Regions from separate parts of the Homo sapiens genome. Here region 2 is linked to region 1. A link is a loop called in an ENCODE intact Hi-C map of the cell type or tissue named here. Cell type or tissue: HepG2. All regions are shown on one strand. Links, peaks and the distances in the headings refer to the core of each region. The heading gives the core; the rest is flanking DNA.

Region 1 (7,994 bases), core at 1,029-6,028:
GGTGAATTACTATGACTACAGCCAACTGTAGGTACGATAATTTTAAAAACTCAAACTGCCCCGTGTTTAAATGAAATTATAAGAAGATCTGCCTGATTCTCTTTGGGTTATTACTACTGTGGGAAGGAGGACATTTGGGTGGGGACGTTATGTTTATGAACGGGCTGACATGTAAGCAAAATTTGGGTAGATGTGTATGTTTGGGGGAAGGAAGCCCCTCTCTCTCATCTGATTCTCAAAAGGGTCCTGTCTCCCTCCACCGCTTCACCCCCACCAATAGGAATGGAGTCTTCAGTGCTGTTTTATGTTACTTTGAAGTTGTCAGTTGTATCTAAGAATTAAAGATAGATTTTGAATAAGTTCCTTGTCATGTTACATGGCATAGAAGCAGATCCCTATCAGAGCGGGTTTCTGAATTATCCACGTTCCCTGTATCTTGTTTGCCATCATCCTGTGCGTTTGCATTTTGACCTTGACATTTCTGATGAGAAATGGCAGAGAAGTAGAAAATGAAATAAAGCAGAATGCCGAGAAACAGGGCGACCCAGGATTTCCATGTCAGGCTGTGTAGGACTGTGATGGGAACTGCCCCAAGCCCCAGAGCTGCGCAGCACGGTGGCCCTGCGTGTGCTCTGCATATTTGAGCATCTGTCCTCTATCAGGCATTATGTGTATACTTTCCTTTTTAGTTCCTTTAACAGCATTTTCAAGGCTTGGTTATCCCATTTTGCCAAGGAAAAGGGAAGACACCATGGCTTGTGTTTAAATACATTGCCTTGGGATCACACATCTCTACGTTCATTCGTGTCGCATAATCTGAAGACTGATTGACAAGGTCCCATGCTTGCACAGAGGTGGACTCACTAAACATTTGTTAGCTGTAACTTACTAGCATAGAAGACAGTTTCCAAAGGTGCAGATAGAAACTCTTATGGGACTGCACCCCATGCTTCTTTTTGTTTTATCATCTGCTTGTATGAAAGAGTTGGTTGGGATGAAGCAATCAGCTTAATTTTTTTCCCCTTACCTGTGGCTTTCAAGTATTTTGTGTTTGCTCTGCCAGCTGTTCCCAGGAATGGAGTGAAACCCTTGTTTTGTTTTTGTCTCTGTGTTTATGCTGTTGGGCTTTCATATCTTTTCATCAGCACTTCATTAATTCTTTGGTTATGGGACATGAGCAATGTATAGAGGAGTTAAAAACAGTCCCTGGCCTTCTAGGAGCTTAGAGCATTAAAAAGGAGCTTTCTGTCTTTTCAACGCCTTGGTTGTGTAATAATGTAGGTGAGTTACACCCGCTGATGGATGAGTAGTATGTTTCTTGCTGTAAAGTGGAAATAGAAAGGAATAAATGGTGAGCAGGCTTTAGGAATGTATTTGGTCATTTACTAACATTGTATATATGAGGATTTTCAGACCTGTGCTGAATGGAACTGCAAGTTTTAAGTGGAGGGGCTGCCAAAAATGAAGGCACGTGCTGCTAAGATGCTATCTGGCGGGAGGGATGGAACAGGAAAGCGGAGGTTTCTTTGGGAATGCAGTGAGTGGCCCCCTTGGGATTATGTGCACAACTTCAGAAAATATTGATTATATTTAAAAAATATTGATTTTAATGCTGGGTAATAAAGCAATACATGTTCCTATCAAAAACATTTGAACCGACAGCAACTAAAAAAAGCCACAGTTCTACCATGCAGAAGTAACCATTGTTACAAAACTTTGCTGTCTGTTTTTTTGGCATAGGGTGTTTTATTAATATTGACCTTTGCTAGAAACAACCTTTTCTCTTCCTCTCTATCCTCACACCCTCTCTCCCAGGCACTGAGAACAAGATGGTTACCAGCCAAGAGACATAAAAGCATACTCTGGCTGGCTCTATTTGAAAGATGGGGCCCAGCAGGCGAAATGTATGAACACGTAGGGGCTGTCTACTGAAGTGAGAGCTTTGACATTACGCCTTCAAATTATTCCTTTCCTTGCCTATTCTACAGAAGACTCATAAGCCTTGAGCAATTGTGTGTGGAGTTATGCTCCTGGGTGGCAACATAAATGCTAAAGTAGGAAAAATATTAGTAAAGATACAGTCTGGGCCCCAAAGAACCACATTAGAGTCTTAACTCCAATTATAGTCTTGGAAACCTGAATTCATAATTTCCTTCCATCCTTCTGCAGCCTTAGGAAGATGTAATTCTTTAATCACTTTATTTGAGAGCTTAGGAAAATAAACAGTAACAAAAAGCTGTTCAGTGGAGCTATATGGCTGCAACACACGACTGCACGGACAAAAATGTGGTGCTGAAATCACTGCTATTTTAATAATCGGTACATTTAATTCTAGCTCTTTATTATTTTAAAATAGTTTTTTGTTTCTATGTTTTTGGATGCTTTCTGCCTCCCAGATGATCTGCTGCTTCAAGTATGTGTGCTAATCAGTAGCTAATCAGGGGGACTGAAATGCTACAGGAGCATTGAAAGCTTCCTCTTTTGTTCTGGCCTCACTATTGAATAGTTTCTAATGTTCCCCCAAATAATGTTTAAAGAATTTATTAAAACACTCCCTCTCAGTCCCAGTAATAGGCCAAGAGCCAACCACACACAGAATTTGGCCACACCCTTTCCCCTGAGAGCACTGTATCTAGATTAAGATATTTATTGAGGCAAAGAGAAAGTTGGTGTTAGGTTAGGAGGTCTGGAGTGAGAAGACAGTCCGTCCATGCTGCCTTATGGGGTTGGCCTCGAGTAGTGTGGGGACGACAGGCTTTCACGTTAGTCACTTAGAGGTCACTGGGAACTGTTCCTTGGGGCCCTGGGCCACTGTCGTTTGCACGGACCCCGTGTCTCTCTCAGCCTTGGTAGCAGTCATCCAACCACATCTCTATCATCGTTCTAACCGGCAGTGAAGAGAGCTGGGCAGATGCTTTGGGAGCCCTCTTGGTTTGGTACCCAGGATGTCCGCGTATTCTTTTTGAGTGGATTGATTTCCAGGGAAAATGTTACATTATATAACAGCAGTTTTATAAACATATACAAAATGTGTTCTGTACATGTAAAAGGGTCTTGCCTTCTGACTGTGCCCTCTTGCCGGTGGCTTCATCAGCTCTTCCATCTCTGCAGGTGAAGCCACTTCTCTGCTCCGCCCAGCAGGGCCACCCTTCCCCGTCCCCTCTGTACTTTTTTTCTAAAATATAGAAAGAACAGCATTATGAATATTACTTGCTTTACCAAATGATGGTTTCAAATATATATGGGGCACTTAATGTCCAGTTTTCTTTGAAAATAGACTTCTCCAAAAATGTTGGCCTGGTCAGGCACTGAGGCTTCTGTCTTCTGTGCTGCTGCCGACTTGGGGGCTCCATGGCCTTGGAGAGTTACCCTTTAAGGGACTCCATTAATGCATCCCAAATGACAAAGCCCCTGCCTGGATGATCTCTCAGGTCTCTCCAACCCTGGAATTGGTGATCCTGTTGTTGGTCCAGACCAGCTGTCATCAACTTGGGGCCATTGCGCCATCCAGGGGACATCGAGCTGGGTCCAGAGACTGCTTTGGTTGTCATCTAATGGCATCTTGAGGAAAGAGGCCAAGGCACTGCTGATCATCCTACAAGGCATAGGACAGTCCACCCTGCCCCCAACAAAGGAACACCTGCTCAAATGTCAGTAATGCAGAGCTCATGCCAGCCCCCACCTGGAGGAGCCCTGGGCAAGTACATTGACCAGCTCCTGGCCACTTTAATGCACTTTTTTCTTTCTCTCTGTTGGACTTGTAGGGCTTTCTCTGGTCCACGTGTCACTTTCCACGTCTGTTTACCATCTGAAAGTTCTGTAGGTGAAGAGGTGGAGAAGTCAGACAGGTCTGCTTGGCAGAAACAGAGCTTCTATTGTATGAGGTTGCTGGCAAGTGAGAGAAGCCTGAAGTCAAGCCTTCTGCGGAGGTGTGGGTTTTCTGAGCCACATTAAAAATGTGTGGCTCGTTCTCTTCTCTCTGTTAGAATTTTCCTGGCAGTGACTTAGGAGCTTGGCATTTGTTTACTTTTCCATTTTGTTTATGTCTTTCTACATTCCTGGGACTTGGATTGTTGAAAGCTCAGCGTTTTCTAGATAATACTGTGCATTTAATATTTTAGAGGGGATAGAACCTAAAGAAGAGGTGTTTTGATCGTATAAACCTTTCGGGCTTTTGGGGGGAAATCAAGTCCCCAAAATGGTAGTACATTGAAAACACACAGAGGGATACTTAACTTGCCTTAAGAAGCCAGTGTTTTTATGTTTATTTAAGTGTACACGTACTCGGTGGTGTATGGCTCAGACTTCTTTAAAAAGCAGAAAGTAAAGACTGTCCTCTGAGCCAAAGCCAGGGCATGGAGGATGCGTGCAACAGCCTTGTTAATTCGGGTGACCGGATTTCTCAAACAAAACAGATCATCCTGTCTGTCGACTTTAAAATTCATGATCATTTTTTTTTTCCCCTAAGGAAACCTGATTCCTTTTAAGGAATACTTGGTGTAGACACACCTCAAAATTGACCCCGTACACAGACTGGCTCTGTACCCATTAACTTCCCTGCATAGAAGTAGGAAGCAAAAAGGAACTTTCCATGAATTGGGCTGACTTAGCTGCCACATTTTGGCACAAAAGCAGGGGCCACCAAGTTAGCTGTTAACTCTGCTCTTTAATGGAAAGCCATAATCAAACCTCCAGAATAATGGGGCAAACACGTGGAATGAACTCTCTTTCCACCACTTTTGTAAAATCTACCATGAATGGCAAGTGCCAGCTTATGCCTGTAATCTTACCCATATCAAAAAATTCTTTTCTAGCTCACATTCATTCCTCCATTTTCCCCAGTTGCTATATTTTCAACCTCCCACACTCATCTTTTTTTTCACCCCTGCCCACACCAGTGGCCAAAGATGGTCACTTTCTTTTTCCGAGAGCTGCTTCTCCCTGTCCGGGGCAGATCAGCTTTGCCACACTTCACCCTTCCTGGGCGTGCTCAGGCAAAAAGCACTGCAGCCCTCTCTCCTAGCACCAACCTAGCCTGGGTGCTAGCACTGACCAAGGTCTGGGCATTTGAGGAATTTTTACCTATAACATCGTTGTCTGGAGAGATCAAGGAAAGGCAAGGTGAAGAGCAAAGAGGAACTTCTTCAGGATCCCATTGGGGTGAGAATGGAAGCCATTAGTTCTCAGTTGTGGGATGCATTTCTCCTTGCTGAGAGATTGAGGTCGATGAGGTAGCATGGTTGATATTGATCCCTTGGGACCAGAGTAGGGGCAGGAGCAGCTCTTATCTGCAGCTGTGGGTGCTTTGAAACCAGGGGCGAGGAGAGTTAAGGTGAGTGCAATAAGCCCATTTGGGCAAGAGAGAGAGCAGGGAGTATCAGGCCCCAACGAGGAGAGCTCCTGAGCTGAGGGAGGAGGTAGTGATGTGGCAGCCTGTAGAAGTGTGGAGGTGGCCACTTGGTCCTGGTGGAGTTTTCATGAATTTTGCGGGCCCACTCTGTATGTAGCAGGCTCTGTTTTGATTGTAAAGGGAATATCAATATAATTTACCTTGATTGGTTATGCTCAACATGCACGAACCTCCAGAAACTTTATGCTGTGTGAATAAAGTCAGATACACATGATGACGTGTTGTTTGAAGCCATTTATGTGAAATGTCCAGAAAAGTCAAATCTTAGAGGCAGAAAGCTGATGTTGGGTGGTTGTCTTGGCCTGGGAGTGGGAACAGAAATTGACTGCAGACTGGCTTGAGGGAAAGTTTAAGGGTGATATGGAAATGTTTCAGAACTGGATTGTGGTGATGTTTGCACAGTCCTAGAAATGTACTAAAAAGTCATTGAACTGTATACTTACAGTAGTTGAATTTTATAGCATGTACATCTACTTCAGTAAACCTGTTAACATTTTATTTAAACTGGATTTTGTTTTGAGGCTTGTGGCGAGGGTTGAGAACCTACAAAAAGATTTATATGAGGGAACTTGGTCCTCGTTGTGTATGTTCTGGGGAACATGTTCATAAATGATGCTGTTAAGAGTTGGAACTTGTAAATTAAGTCCTCTCTGAACCTACGCCCTTAGCTTTAGTAAGCAGATGTTCCAGAGTCCCCGTTGTCGTCTTCTGAAATGCTCAACATACAAATGGCTTCATGGCTTGTGTATATAGGACATAGATTTATGTATATGGGAAAATCTCACTAACTGGGATATTTTACTTTAGCCTCAATTAGTAAAATCGATATGTGTAACAGGAGTGGAATTCTATGGAATCTCAGGGTTGGAAAGGGCTTTAAAGGTTAAGCGCCAGAGGAGGGATTCTGCAAAGAAAAACAGACAATTAAGAAATTCAAAGACTGCACTGTATTTGACTAGCTGATTGAAAGACCTGAAAGTTAATTTATGCCTCTTTGATTAGAAAGTTCCATTCATCAGAGTTCACTCGTTACTTGACCGAAGTGGTGGTCTGAGTGTCACTGCAAGCCTCCTTTTTCCCTGGTGTGTAGAAAACTCTACCTAACGGTCCTCTCTGTTTACTTTGGGAAATGCAGCAATTATTAGCGAGGTTGCTGAGAGTCACTTCAGGCCTGGTAAAAACAAACCGTGAGCTCCCTTTTCCCCTGTCCCCATGGGTAGATTCATCTTGGTGTATGACATAGTGGGGCCCGAGACCCCTCCAGCAGAAGGGTCTGCTGCTCTGCCAGACCTGCATATGGAAGCCAGTGAAATTACTGGGTAATGGAGTGTAGGACTTCCAGCTGCTTAATTGAAGGCTCTTGTTTTTACCCATATTTACTAGGGAGTTTATCTTTATGATTTTCATTCATCTAAGAACTAGGTGGGAAGAAAAATTATTTTAAAATGGTTTATAGATTATCAAGGGCTTTTGAAGTGACTTGTGCTTCTGTTTCATTCATTTATTCAGTCAGCAGACATGTACTCCTTGGGGTGTTAGGTCCAGAAAGGTGCAGATTCCGAGGTGGGTCCTGCTTTGAGATAACTCTAGGCTGGTGGAGAAGAGGGCTGCAGAGCGGTACAGGCCTGGAGCCTGGAGACACAGGAACCAGGAAAGCTACCCATTCGATGGGCACAGCCAAGGCGGTGACACGAGTTTCTTGCAGGCGGGCAGGTGCCATGATTTTAAGTGGTATCACCTTCGCAGACCAAACTGATGAACTGAGAAATTGTATGCGATGCTGATGTTTCTGTCTGAAGCCAAAAGACATTTATTTCTCACAGCTCATGCCTCCCTGTCTCTCTTCAACTACTAAAAAGTTGAGACCTTGTCTGAGCTGGGCATAAATTCATGCATAGAAAATTAACGTATTATCTGTCAGCCATTGGAACATGCTGTTCATATCTTTCCATTTAACCTTAAAGAATATAACAAAGCATGTGCCACAAAGAAATACACTTGAATTCTGCTTCCGAATCTTTCAGCCTCATCTGTCTGTGGTCTGTATTCTTTGTGTTGAGTAGAGAAGTATTAGGCATGGCCATAATGCTTTTAGCAAGAGAGAGAGAGAGAGGAGTGAAGGTTCACTGTAATTTGTGGTTGAAAGATGATAGGGGCTCAGTAAGAATATTTAAATGTGTATATATATATATATTTTTTAATTTATTTATTTTTTATTTTTATTATTTATTTATTTATTTTCCTTGGGGAAAATCCTTTCCTCATTCACTAACAACAACTTGTATTTGTCAGAGAGGATGTGATCCTAGTACTGGCTGCCATTTGGGTACTCATGCATTTAGATCAGTTTCCAACATTTTATCCCTCGCACTTTCAATGCCATGACGTATCTCTGAGAATTTCTTTCTTTTTTTTTTTTGAGACGGAGTTTCGCTCTTGTTGCCAAGGCTGGAGTGCAAAGACGTGATCTCAGCTCACCGCAGCCTCCATCTCCACCTCCTGGGTTCAAGCGATTCTCCTGCCTCAGCCTCCCGAATAGCTGGGATTACAGGCACCCGCCACCACGCCCAGCTAACTTTTGTAT
Region 2 (7,994 bases), core at 915-5,914, 54 kb before region 1:
AGATGAACTTGGCCAAGATAGTGAAACCCTGTCTCTACTAAAAATAAAAAAAAAAATTAGCCGGGCGTGGTGGTGGGCGCCTGTAATCTCAGCTACTTGGGAGGCTGAGACAGAGAATTGCTTGAACCCAGGAGGCGGAGGTTGCAGTGAGCCTAGATCGTGCCACTGCGCTCCAGCCTGGGCGACAGAGAGAGACTCCATCTCAAAAAAAAAAAAAAAAAAAAAATCTGTATAACTTGCATTGCCCTTTCAGGTAATTAATCACCCTTTTTTTCCAGCAGGGTTAAAGATTGTAGTATTGACTATCAGTTATTTTGTAACAAAAACTGGACCTAAAGTTCAATTCACTGTTGACTTTTTCAAGAGGAGTATTAAATTTTTACTCCCTGCTGTACATGTGGAATTTCAGTGTAATTTTAAGCCAAATTCTTTAAAATATGTGAAACTCATAGTGCTATTACAAAATAATTACAAAGGAAGCAAGTTTTCTCCCCTGAGCATCTTATTTCTAGATTTTTTTTTTTCCTAAGCAATCTCTTGAAAAGGAATATCAGTGAGCAGATTTCTCTGGGGCCATTTGAACTTCATTAAAATTTCAGAGAGGGCTTTTCAATGAGAATATATTCATGTAAGCACTGGAGAGTTTTGCATAATTTTAAAGTTGAACAGAATTGGGTACAATTAGTGATGAAAATACAGTCCATCCCAGATTCCTAGCTGATTGCCATTTTGGTTTTCCCAGCAAACACCCTTTCTACCCCACTTCCTAGCTTTATTGAGATATATCTGGTATATAAAAAATTGTACATAACTAATGTATACAATTTGGTGAGTTTGGATATAAGTATAGGCTGGTGTTACCATCACCCAGTCAAGGTAATAAACATATCCATCACTTCCAAAACTTTGCTGTGTCTCTTTATTGTTACTGTTTTTTAAAAAACAACAACAAAAAGCGCCTTTTCAAGGGAGTAGCATTTGCTCTCCTCTCTTCCCAGATGGTGTCCTCATCCTCCTTCCTCAAAGCCACCGGCTCCTCCTGGACGGGTTGGGTACTGAGATGCTCCATGAAGCCCAAGCACCATTCACATCTAATTGAGAAGTTTGGAGAGGACAGAATTCTCACTCATCTTACAGGCTCTATTTCTTACACAAACTGGGCTGGAAGTAGAAGCTTAGCGGTCACAGTCACTGAAGAGCTTCTTAATCTTTTTTGAGTCAGGACTTGAAGTCCTGTTTCATTATTTCATTCAAAGAAATTGATTGGCAATGGCCAGAGTTAAATTCAAAGGTGACATTAACACATTTCAGTGCCCAATAAGTGATTTTTCTGCTGGGTAGGAGTAGATACAGATGTGATCTCAGATACGTGAAGCTGCATACAGAGGGGCCCATCCACTCCTAAACGGGTCTCCAGGAGGCTTGGTTTGATCTACTAGATTTGGTGCCTCTTAAAGGGAAGCAATACAGCTTTTCTGCTGTGGGTTGTTTGCCACTAGGGGAAGATTCATTTCTATTCCAGCCATAAATTAGACCAAAGAGAGGGATTTGGTTTATTGCTAGTGCAGAAGTTAAAAACCATCTTCCTTTCCTGAGTGGTCTCTTAATTAGATTCTTTAGTTTTTAAATGTTAACTGGAATTGCTGAAGTTTAATTCCTGAAAGGGTTTAGTTTTTAAAAGGAGTACCTCATTTACCATATTACTGTGTTCTGAGAAATCTACAGTAATTTTTGTGTAACTTTTTTATTCAAAGAATGGATTGTTAATTGTAAAGCCATTTAGAAAGGCGAATAAAGTCAGATCTACTTTAATACATGTTTGTCTTACCAGCTTATTGATAAGCACTTTGTGGGATGTTTATGTGAGAACAGTTGATTTTAATGAGAAAACAGATTTTCAGCTCCCATGTTCAGTGTTTTATGTGACAAAATCATACACTGCAGCAACTAAGTAATACGAAGTGAGTACTTTAATTGAAACAATTAGAGTGACACAGGAGGCATTTTCTACTTGTGTAAACGCAAAGCTTAATTTTTAAAAAGCCTCCCCCAGTTTTCCTTCCTAAAGGAAGTGGATGATCAAGCCTGAGCTAGATAGAATAGCAGATGTGTATTTCATTATTAATACAAGAGGAATCTTTTTGGGTTAATAGAACTATTCTTTAGAAGAAGAACTTGTTTTGTGTTACAAAGGTGTTACATGGTTACTTACAGTAACAATTTCGAGCAGCACAGAAAATGCAGAAATGTATCCCATTCTTAGGATTTTTGAGATAAATTCTTTTTTTTATTTGGAGAGGGAGTCTCACTCTGTCACCCAGGCTGGAGTGCAGTGGTGCGATCTCGGCTCACAGCAACCTCCGCCTCCCGGGTTCAAGCAATTCTCCTGCCTCAGCCTCCCGGGTAGCTGGGACTACAGATGCACGCCGCCACGCCACCATGCCCAGCCAACTTTTTATATTTTAGTAGAGACGAGGTTTCACCGTGTTGCCCAGGCTGGTCTCGAATTCATGAGCTCAGGCAATCTGCCCCCCTCAGCCTCCCAAAGTGTTGGGATTACAGGTGTGAGCCACTGCGCCCGGCCGAGATAAATTCTTTTTTTTTTTTTTTTTTTTTTTTTTTGAGACGGAGTCTCGCTGTCACCCAGGCTGGAGTGCAGTGGCGCAATCTCGGCTCACTGCAGGCTCCGCCCCCTGGGGTTCACGCCATTCTCCTGCCTCAGCCTCCCGAGTAGCTAGGACTACAGGCGCCCGCCACCTCGCCCGGCTAATTTTTTGTATTTTTAGTAGAGACGGGGTTTCACCGTGTTAGCCAGGATGGTCTCGATCTCCTGACCTCGTGATCCCCGCCTCGGCCTCCCAAAGTGCTGGGATTACAGGCGTGAGCCACCGCGCCCAGCCCCGAGATAAATTCTTAATTCTCATCTGTAGATCAGCAAAAATAAGCTTAGTCTTCTGATTCTTGTAACTTAAAAAAAAATTAGAGTCTATAGTTTTTGTCTAGGAAACATGGTTGTCAGTTTTCATTGTTAGAGTCTCAAAATAAGTGGTGTGTGTGTGCTTGCTTGTGTGCCTGTGTGTTTGTGAGTGTTGTGTGTGTGTGTTTACATACTATACTCCCTCCTTCTCCTCTGGGGATAATCTAAAAAGCTCAAAGTTCTTAGTCCTGGGTACTGAAACAATGCTATAAGGGAGGCATTTAGAAAAGCTTAATTTTAACCAGGTACTTACACCACAAACAGAATGACATCACTAAGCACACAGCACGTTAGTGAACAGTGGCTTTGTCAGAGCTTTCTACCCAGAGCCCTGAAATGGAACATTGTTAATTAGCTTTAAAAAATCCAGCTGTTCCTTGAGCCCATGGATTCTGCCTGTGCACTTCCTGCATACAACCGTCTACACAGAACCGAGGGCTGGAACTCCTGTGTTTAAGAAGGCAGCTGTTCCTTGGCGGGGCACAGTTGCTCACGCCTGTAATCCCAGCACTTTGGGAGGCCAAGGTGGACGGATCACCTGAGGTCAGGGGTTCAAGACCCAGCCTGGCCAACATGGTGAAACCACGTCTCTACTAAAAATACAAAAGTTAACTGGGCGTGATGGCGCATGCCTGTAACCCGCATGCCTGTAATCCCAGCTATTCGGGAGGCTGAGGCAGAAGAATCACTGGAACCCAGGAGGCGGAGGTTGCAGTGAGCTGAGATCGCACCACTGCACTCCAGACTGGGTGGCGGTGAGACTCTGTCTCCAAAAAAAAAGTAGCTGTTCCTTTCTACACCTAGAAGACGATGCGTGCCATCTACCAATAGTGTCACGCCCAGGGTGTGTACTCTGTTGGTGGTGTGCAGCCTTCCACACCCCTGGCTGGGCCCACTTTGGCCCCCACATAGAGTTCTTTAACTGCCCTTTAAGAAAGTCACACTAAGCTCTAAATGACCAGGCCGGGTCACTAACGCAGACAGACACCCCAGTATGACTGGCTGGGCTATCCATCCCCGCAGCCCTGCTGGGGGAGTGGAGCTCACTGGGAGGACAGGTGGTGTGAAACAGAGAGAGCTATTTGAACTAACATGGGAGGAGGGAAGACGGAGAAGGATACAACAGACAGTGAGCTCAGGGCTCTGCTGGGATCCAGGGCAGGGGAGGAACCTTTCCCAGAGAAAGTTAGGAAGGTGAGCAAAGGTTGGTAGGTTGACCCCAGCTTCCACCTTCAACGGATTCCAGGCAGTTCACGAGGAGCCAGAGTGTAGATGATGCGGATTGGGAGCCGATAAGAAAGTCCAGGCAAACAGAAACAGAGAACAGGGGCAAGATGTCCGCAGCATCCAGAAGGAGGCCTCTTCACAAAGTGAATGCCACCAAGCCACGGATGTGGTCATCAGCTTCCAGCGATCCTTGTGAAGAGCTGTGTATTGAATGCTGGACACTTGATCAGCAGTCGTATGATAAGAATAAACCAGTTCTCAGAAGAGTCGCAGATTCCTGACACTAAGACCAGAAACACATCTCTGCCAAGGGTCCAAGAAGGAAACAAATTTTATGAACAAAAACCTTCGCAGCCTCTCTCAGCATCAGAGAGGCGGGTACCTCGGACCTGTCTTCCCAAACAGGCCAATGGGTGCAATCCCGTCCAGCCCAGCAAACAGCAACTCTAATGAGAGAAATGGGCCAATGACACCTCTGTCTAATATCTGGCATGAGTAAAGGATAGATTTTGCAGTACCTAGAAAAATAGTGAACCAGTTCTCTCTGAAATATTCTGTGATTTTTGAACTCTTTTCTACTGTATTTGGGTGGAATGAGATTTAATAGTGGACTCAGGGACACTGAGGGTAGAGGGAGGGGTAAGGAGATACCTCCTAGCAGTGATGTGAGCTGTTTCTCCCCGGGTAGAGGGCTTCCCCAAGGTATTTTCCTGTGGCCATAGACATAATACAGTATCCTTTTATAGGATGGGATAGTGTCAGGAAACAAAATGTCTCATGTTTTAAGAAATCATGAGAAGCTTCAGAAATACTTTTGGATATTAATGTTAAATCTAGGATATGCTGAGTCCTTACCACACTGGATAACACATTCTTCATGGATTCCGTATTTGTGAATCCACCTACTCCCTAAAATTTGTAGTCCCCAAATCAAGCTTGTGGTGCTTTCCTGGTCATTTGTGGACCTGCCCAGGATTACAGAAAAATGTGAGTTGCCCAATGTGCACATTCTCAGCTGAACTCAAATGAGGGTCTGCCTTCTTGTCTCAGCTCTCGCGCTGGAAACAGGTGCCTTTTTGATGATCTAGTTAGTGCCGTGATTTGTTTGCGTTTTCGTGCTTTTTGTTGGTGATTTCACTGTTTAAAATGGCTCTGAAGTGTAGTGCTAGAAGCACTGTCCAGGGTTCCTGAGCGCAAGAAGGCTGAGAATGTGCCTTACAGAGAAAACGGGTGTTAGGGAAGCTTCATTTAGGCATAAGTTCTAGTGCTACTTACTGGCCATTAATTCAACATTAATGAGTCAACAGTGTATATTAAGTAAAGTGTCTTTTAACAGAAACACACATTAAACAAATTTATATTGTTCAGTTGATGAGAATATGACAGAAGATCTCAGAATCTAATCTTGTATTTCTCCTAGACGCAACAGTTCAGTGTTCCCTAGTTCAGTGGTGACCATGTAGAGTGCAACTACAGCAAATAATGAGAATCGACTGTATTTCAACTAAGTGAGCACCCATGGGTGCTCATTTAGACGAATAGGAATTTTCAGGTATCTTTTGTGATGCTTTAATTGAATTATTTTACTGTTACAACTTTGCCTTTGGAAATATTGCAAGTATAGCTCCTTGTTAATGTACTTGGTGAACTTTTTTGGGAACATAAAATTTTTAATGATACGATACTTCTTTTATGTGACATGGTAAGAACTTAAACTCTTGTAAGATAGACGCTTTTTTGCAAGAGTGTTACAGCCCATTATTGAGGGAAGAGGTCTGATTTTTGCTTGAGGAATACATCATTAAAAAGAACTTCTGGTCTGCTTACTGTTTTACTTTTTCCTTGTGGCAACAGAGATATTTTGGCAGAAGTCTTGTGTTTCCCCACCATGTTCTTCACCCAGCTAATGGCCCATTGATGACACAGAAATTGTTTGGCTATTGGAATGATTAATGTCACTCAGGCCTATGTCTCGGGGAGGCAGGAAGGTAACAAGATGTACATCTCCCAAAGAAATATCACACAGGCCTTGTGTTTACACCTGTCTTTGAGCATTATAGAAGAAAAAAGACAGACGGAAACCTGAGGCCATACCGTTTCTTAGTGATGGTTCCCCGTGGTGGTATTGACAACATGAAATTCCAGGGGCAAATGAACAGTCTGGTTCCCCACCTCTCTCCCTTCAGTTACATATGCGATGTTTGACAGCTCCTTCCCCAAATTTCTTTTGGAAATCTTCAAAATTCATCAGGGTTTAGATTGTTGACCTGTTTTGAAAACCTAATTTTTAAGTTTTCAATCTTTTAAGCCTTGGAAAGGATAGGCATTTAATAAAAGAGAAAATAGATGATTTTATATGTATGAGAAAATACATCGCTTTAAATTTACTCGTGAGATTCACCAATGATTTCTGAACACCAAACATTGGGGTGGCCCAGTGACTTAATCGGAGAAACACAGACACTTTGAAAAGAAATGTGGGATTTAAAAACCTGCAAAACTGAGTCTGTCATTCTTTAAAATGCCATCTCAAGTCACAAAATAATGATGTTAAAATCTGAAACCATATGTGTTTTGAATGGTTTAGGTTCTAAAGAAAGGTACAATAATGCCAGTCTTTTGGGTTTGTACATGATTTGTTTCTTTCTCACATAATCTGTCAAAACTTTAAATTGTGAAATATGGCATATTTACAAAAGAGGCTATAAAAAGTGTAAGTATAGTTTAACAAATAAAAATATGAGGGCCGGGCACGGTGGCTCACACTTATAATCCCAGCACTTTGGGAGGCCGAGGCGGGTGGATCACGAGGTCAAGAGTTTGAGACCAGCGTGGCTAACATGGTGAAACCCCATCTCTGCTAAAAATACAAAAATTAGCTGGGCATGGTGGCAGGTGCCTGTAATCCCAGCTACTTGGGAGGCTGAGGCAGGAGAATCGCTTGAACCCGAGAGGCAGAGGTTGCAGTGAGCCGAGATCACACCACTGCACTCTAGCCTGGGCGACAGAGCAAGACTCTGTCTCAAAAAAAAAAAGAAAAGGAAAAAGAAAAAAATATATAACACTACCAGTATGGGCCACTCTCTGAAGACTTTTAACCCCCATCCCTTAAGAAGTAATCCCAGCCTAAATTCTGTGTTGGTCACTCATCTGCCTCTTTTTATAGTTTAACACATGTGTGTAATTCTAAACCACTGCATGATTTGGTTTGTAAATTACTGGTTCAGTGCCTGTCTTCCCCACTTAGCTGTAAGGAGAGGGATTGTGTGGCCCCTGGTCTTTGATCTGTCCTAGGCTCGAGCACAGTGCTTGGCACATAGCAGGGACTTCATAGATGTTTATGAACTTGTGAATACATAAATATGTTTATTCTTAGAAAAATGACGATTTCTAATATATGAATAAGGCACATACATGTGTGTACATTTGAATCATAAAGAATATTAAATCTTATTGTTGAACCATGAAGTTAAGTGGACAGCTGTTAGAACTGGAAGACCTGGATGCCCATTTCTCAAAGAAAGAAGTGAGGCTCAAACAGGTGCTTTGTCCAAGTTCATTCAGTTAGACGGTGGCTAAGGCGGGGCCACAGTTCATATCTTCTGCCTCCTTGTCTAGGATTCTAGGCCCTGTGCACTCTCAGGATGGTTTTATGCAAGAGATATAGACGACTTTATTTGCTTAATAGAAAGTCCCCACTGGGGGCCGGGCATGGTATTCTTACGCCTGTAATCCCAGCACTTTGGGAGGCTGAGGCGGGTGGATCACTTGAGGTCAGGAATTTGAGGCC

The links. Peaks named below come from ENCODE experiments on the same cell type or tissue, not always from the same donor. Only the 100,000 strongest peaks of a DNase experiment are listed, where the experiment ranks them.
Region 2: it touches region 1 in a loop (4-fold over the local background); 3 of 110 quality-filtered maps call a loop at or near these places.

What each region holds. Positions count from the first base shown.
Region 1 is chr13:98,297,516-98,305,509 of GRCh38, forward strand. All of the region lies in intron 2 of FARP1 (FERM, ARH/RhoGEF and pleckstrin domain protein 1), which reads left to right. Among named protein-coding and RNA genes, the nearest start is that of MIR3170, 93 kb to the left of the region's middle. In HepG2, for the core only: a CTCF peak has its summit at 3,542; a DNase peak (open chromatin) is centred at 3,836.
Region 2 is chr13:98,243,493-98,251,486 of GRCh38, forward strand. The region is part of intron 2 of FARP1 (FERM, ARH/RhoGEF and pleckstrin domain protein 1); the gene reads left to right. Among named protein-coding and RNA genes, the nearest start is that of MIR3170, 39 kb to the left of the region's middle. In HepG2, for the core only: no CTCF peak of the experiment used is centred there; a DNase peak (open chromatin) is centred at 3,219.